2 separate regions of the Homo sapiens genome follow, and region 2 is linked to region 1. A link is a loop called in an ENCODE intact Hi-C map of the cell type or tissue named here. Cell type or tissue: HepG2. All regions are shown on one strand. Links, peaks and the distances in the headings refer to the core of each region. The heading gives the core; the rest is flanking DNA. Region 1 holds the start of SNX6 (sorting nexin 6). Region 2 overlaps SNX6 (sorting nexin 6).

Region 1 (2,910 bases), core at 411-2,910:
CAGTGAGCCGAGATCGCACCACTGCACTCCAGCCTGGGCGACAGAGCGAGACTCTGTCTCAAAAAAAAAAAAAAAAGAGGTATGAAGGACAATCAATTGTAGAAGCCATAGGATTTGGTTGGATATGAGGAGTAAGGGAGATAAGGATTTATTTCTTTCTTTTTTTGAGACAGAGTCTTGCTCTGTTGCCCAGGCTGGAGTGCAGTGGTGCAATCTCGGCTCACTGCAACCTCTGCCTTCCAGGTTCAAGCGATTCTTTTGCTTCAGCCTCCCAAGTAGCTGAGATTACAGGCACGCGCCACCACGCCCGGCTAATTTTTGTATTTTTAGTAGAGACGGGGTTTCACCATGTTAGCCAGGATGGTCTCAAACTCCTGACCTCAGGTGATCCGCCCGCCTTGGCCTCCCAAAGTGCTGGAATTAGAGACGTGAGCCACAGCGCCCGGCCCCTAGAGTACGGATTTCAATGGGTTAAGGGTTTCTGGTCTGAACATCTGAAGATGCCTTTCCTTAACTGAATGCAAGCTCAGGAACGTGTAGATTCTAGGATTAAGTATGATTTTCTCCCGTTATTTGAAATGCCTGTGGATCCCGTGTGATGCTAACCACCTGGACAGTTAGAGTAGGTGTGGGGAAATTTCTTCTAACAAAGGAAAGGAATATTTTTGTAATGAAAACAGCTCATTTTTATAGTTCGCAACCATTAGTGCCCCAAACTCTGAGGTAGTTATTACCTCGCCAGCGGTAAAAGCTTGATTATAGTCCCTGATTACCGACTGTGTGAAGGTCCTTGTTTCCAGCAACTTCCATAGGCAAAATGATATTAATTGTGATTAATTATCGTGTGGCATAATACAAAGACCAGATGATGTATTATGGCTTCCGGAGGGCGCCTGCATCGTTTTTCGCTGGAGCCCTCGGGGCAGGGGAACTGGAGAGCTCCCTGGGTGGCCTTTGGCCCTTCCCTGGTCAGAGCCCGCCAGCTGCGAGGTGCCCCCAGCCATGAGGTCTGGGTCTTCAGGCTCTCCCGACTTCGGTGCCTTGACCTTGGGCAGAAGGCCCTGTTAACCTTCCTCGCTCACGGACTCGAGCGACCAGCGCCGGGGACGGGGCGGGCCGTCCTTAGGCCCCGCCCCTTCGCCTCCGCCCCGCCCCGCCCCGCTCCTGGCCGCCGGCTCCCTCCGGCAGCAGGGAGATGCGCGCCTGCGCCGGCCCTCGCCTCGGAGCAGCCATGATGGTGGGTGTTCTCCGCGGCGCCGAGTCCCGGGAGCGCGGTGGGGGCAGCGGGCGCGGGGCGGGCGCGGGGACCGCGCCAGCCTGTCACTAATGTCTCCCTTTGTGTCTCCCCCATCTCATCCTTTTCCCCGGCGCGCCGTGCCCGCCGACCCCACAGGAAGGCCTGGACGACGGCCCGGACTTCCTCTCAGAAGAGGACCGCGGAGTAAGTTCTGCCTTCCTTTCGCTCGCGGGACCCTGGACCCTCCTTCCCCATCCTGGGTCCCCGGGTGTGGTACGGGGATGGGTCCCCAGCCGCGCGGCACTCCCTCCCCGTAGTCCTCCTTTCGGTTTCCTCGCTGCACCGCGCCCCACCCTCCCGCAGCCCTTCCTCCCTAGGGGCCGCTCGGCTCCGATTCCCGGGGACCCGCGGCCGCTTTCTTGTCCCCCGCCGCTGTTCGGGCCTTCTGGTGGACCTCCACTCCCACGCGGGGCGGGGTGCAGGTGGCGAAGTGGAAATGGAGGCGGGAGATGGAACGCCCCCACCCTCCCTCGACACTTTGGGGCCATGAAAACCCATTCTCGGACCTTCCCAGCGGCACCCTCAATTTTCACCCGGTGTGGACATCTCGAACTTGCTCCCGCCCACCCTTCTGTCTCTCTCAAATAGTACAGGTGTAGTCTACATTACCATTTTGCAAGGATTTTTATAGTAGCCGAATCAACTCCTGTCCAGTGCCCTACTAGATTATGCAAAGTGCAGGTAGCCCATGGTATCTTTACTTTTTCTAATATCCAACAAATCCTGTCTTTGGCAGGATTTCCTTGGTGTTTTATTCCCCCTTAGCTTCTTTGAGGTATATTGACAAATACTGTTGATAATTGTATATACTTAAGGTATACATTATATTTTAATACACGAATACATTGTGAAATGAGTACCAAAATCAACCTGACATATCCATCACCTCACCTAGTTACCATTTTTTTTTGTGTGAGAACATTTGAGATCTAAGCAAATTTCAAGTATGTACCCTTTGACCAACATCGACGCTCCACCCACTCACCCCCCACATACACACTCCGCCAGGCCTTTGATAACCTCCATTCTGCCCTTGGTGTTCTGAGGTTAGTTGCATTCTACTTCAGAAAGAGCCTTCCGGGCTCTGATTCCTCCCTCCCACCCCACTCTCCACCCCCTTTTTCCTTGGCTGAAGGGTGGTAATCTTTATAGTCCCTTGTACAAGTGAGCACTTGGAAAATGTTGATATATGATAATTACCATTCAGCAAGGTTCCATGGTTCCTTCACATTTCACAGCCTGCACTTCAGTTTTCCCTTTTGCTTTTTCTTATCCGTTTTAATGTGAGAGAGACATCTGTTAGTGCATATTTGGTAGGTGATAAAATATTGTGGGATGTTATTGCTGTTTGTAATAACAGATGAGGTAGTTAGTATGAACTGATGACTTTTATAAAACTTTTATTTATTTATTTGGTTTTATGAGACAGTATCTCCCTTTGTTGCCCAGGCTGGAGTGCAGTGGCATGGTTATAGCTCACTGCAGCCTTGACCTCCTGGGCTTAAGTGATCCTCCCACCTCAGCCTCCCAAGTAGCTGGGACTACTGGCACGGGCCACCATGCCTAGCTGGGTTTTTGTTTGTTGGCTTTTTGAGACGGAGTCTTGCTCTGTC
Region 2 (2,910 bases), core at 1-2,500, 66 kb after region 1:
CCCATTTTTAAATGGTTGGGTTTTTTTTTTCTTTAAGGTAGAATATGTCAGCCGGGCGCGGTGGCTCACGCCTGTAATCCCAGCACTTTGGGAGGCCAAGGCGGGCAGATCACGAGGTCAGGAGATCGAGACCATCCTGGCTACCACGGTGAAACCCCGTCTCTACTAAAAATACAAAAAATTAGCCGGGCGTGGTGGCGGGCGCCTGTAGTCCCAGCTACTCGGGAAGCTGAGGCAGGAGAATGGCGTGAACCCGGGAGACAGAGCTTGCAGCGAGCTGAGATCATGCCACTGCAGTCCAGCCTGGGTGACAGAGCAAGACTCCTTCTCCAAAAAAAAAAAAAAAAAGTCATGACATGTATTAAATGTATTAATTATGAAATTCAGATTTAAGTATCCGTAAGTAAAATTTTATTGGAACGCAGCCAAGTTCATTCATTTATGCTTGTGGCTGCTTTTATGTAGTAGCATAATGGAGTTGTTGAAACAGCCTAAAATACTTATTATTTAGCCTTTTACACAAAAAGTTTGCTGAGTCCTTCTAGAGATTGATGTCAGTGTCCAGTTTCCAGATTCTATACTTTTTTTTTTTTTTTTGATACTTAGTTTCACTCTTTTTGCCCCAGGCTGGAGTGCAGTGGCGTGATCTCAGCTCACTGCAACCTCTGCCTCCCGGGTTCAAGCAATTCTCCTGCCTCAGCCTCTCGAATAGCTGGGACACAGGTGCACACCACCACGCCCAGCTAATTTTTGTATTTTTAGTAGAGATAGGGTTTCACCATGTTGGCCAGGCGGGTCTCAAACTGCTGACCTCAGGTGATCCGCCTACCTCGGCTTCCCAGAGTGCTGGGATTGCAGGCGTGAACCACCGCGCCTGGCCAGATTCTATACTTTTTCAAGTTCTTTCTGACCTGAGTTCTCTGTATTTAGATTTCTGATAACTGTTCTATTAACAGTAGTACTCAACCAGAGGTGATTCTGCCCCCCAGAGGACATTTTGCAATATCTGGAGACATTTGTGGTTATCACAACTGGGTGTTCTATGGTTACTACCAGTACATGGTGGGCCAAGGATGCTGTTAAATATCCTACAGTGAAGGCTGGGTGCCATGGCTCACCCCTGTAATCCCAGCACTTTGGGAGGCCAAGGCGGGCAGATCACCTGAGGTCAGGGGTTCAAGACCAGCCTGGCCAACATAGTGTAACCCCGTCTCTACTAAAAATACAAAAAATTAGCCAGCGTGGTGGCACGCGCCTGTAATCTCAGCTACTCAGCAGGCTGAGCCAGAAGGATCGCTTGAACCCGGGAGGCAGAGGTTGCACTGAGCCAAGATCATGCCACTGCACTTTAGTCTGGGTGACAAAGCAAGACTCTGTCTCAAAACAAAGGCCAGCGCAGTGGCTCACGCCTGTAATCACAGCACTTTGGGAGGCTGAGGTAGGCGGATCACCTGAGATCAGGAGTTCAAAACCAGCCTGGCCAACATGGCAAAACCCCGTCTCTACTAAAAATACAAAAATTAGCTGAGCATGGTGGCAGACACCTGTAATCCCAGCTACTGGGGAGGCTGACGCAGGAGAATTACTTGAACCCAGGAGGCGGAGGTTACAGTGACCTGAGATGGTGCCATTGCACTCCAGTCTGGGCAACAGAGTGATACTCCATCTCAGAAAAAAAAAAAGAAAAAAAATTTACTGAAGAATCTGGTATGTAGAAAGTATTATTGTATGTGAAACAAATCATGTAATTTTATGTATTTAAACCTTTATGTGTATATAATGAATGGCTGTTTTAAAATTTCTAATATATCGATAAAGTCATATGACTTCTAACACTATATTTTTTTTTTCTTATTTTTTTTTTTTTGAGACGCAGTCTCACTCTTTCGCCCAGGGTGGAGTGCAGTGGCGCGATCTCTGCTCACTGCAAGCTCCGCTTCCCGGGTTCATGCCATTCTCTTGCCTCAGCATACCGAGTAGCTGGGACTACAGGTGCCAACCACCACGCCCGGCTAATTTTTTGTATTTTTTAGTAGAGATGGGGTTTCACTGTGTTAGCCAGGATGGTCTCGATCTCCTGACCTCGTGATCCACCCGCCTCGGCCTCCCAGAGTGCTGGGATTACAGGCATGAGCCACCGCGCCCGGCTTCTAACACTATATTTTATGTCGTTTCTAACTGTATTTTCAGTAGGAGTCTTCTGAATTGTTTGAAATAAAATTTGTAATTTATTTTTTCTTCCTTTTTTAGGGTAATCTACAGTTGCTGCAGAACTGCCTGGCAGTGTTAAATGGAGACACATAAGCCACACTCCGCCTTCCTGTTAAAAAGGGCTGCCTTCCTTCAAATTTTATTTTTGTTTTCTTAATGATGTTAAGCATTTATGCTCACTGGAAACAAACAAAAAGCAGCTGAAAAAGTGCATCAACTCCTCTTTTTCTGAGAAACATGGAGCAGCGCACGCCCAGGCGATGCCAGTCTGTGTGCCGTGATGCCGCACTGTGTTCCCCATGACAGTGGTCCATCATCGTGCACTCGTCATACTCAGAAGTCCAAAGTTCATTCTTCTTTAAAGTAGCCTCTATAACTCTGTTTATTTTATAAATAGTATTCCTTATGGCTGCCACTCTTATTTACCTTTAAATAATTTCTGAAATTTAACCTTTTCAGAATGCATTGTTGAAACAAGATAAAGATTGCCTTTTTTGAATTTTTTAAATTTTGTTTTTAAAAGCATATACCACCTTAGTTCATTCATGTATCCTGGTAAAGCATCTTAATCAGACTTATTTTTAATTACTGAATATTTCTTAGACGTTTTGGGACAGATTTTATGTAATCTTTATAAGTATGATTTCTGAAGAAAAGCAAATGCATTAGTATGTTTGCCTTAAACTTGTAGACTAAACC

The links. Peaks named below come from ENCODE experiments on the same cell type or tissue, not always from the same donor. Only the 100,000 strongest peaks of a DNase experiment are listed, where the experiment ranks them.
Region 2: it touches region 1 in a loop (2.2-fold over the local background); 2 of 110 quality-filtered maps call a loop at or near these places.

Annotation. Positions count from the first base shown.
Region 1 is chr14:34,628,438-34,631,347 of GRCh38, reverse strand. It overlaps SNX6 (sorting nexin 6), which reads left to right and starts at 1,200. Exons shown (of 14, transcript NM_152233.4): 1 at 1,200-1,237; 2 at 1,394-1,441. The coding sequence starts at 1,232. RefSeq lists an enhancer at 877-926 and a silencer at 1,097-1,446. In HepG2, for the core only: a CTCF peak has its summit at 1,608; DNase peaks (open chromatin) are centred at 1,137, 1,590 and 2,297; H3K4me3 peaks cover 2,250 bases; H3K27me3 peaks cover 347 bases.
Region 2 is chr14:34,562,516-34,565,425 of GRCh38, reverse strand. SNX6 (sorting nexin 6) reads left to right here. Exons shown (of 14, transcript NM_152233.4): 14 at 2,251-2,910. The coding sequence ends at 2,304. Among named protein-coding and RNA genes, the nearest start is that of EAPP, 24 kb to the right of the region's middle. In HepG2, for the core only: a CTCF peak has its summit at 989 (motif pointing left); a DNase peak (open chromatin) is centred at 990.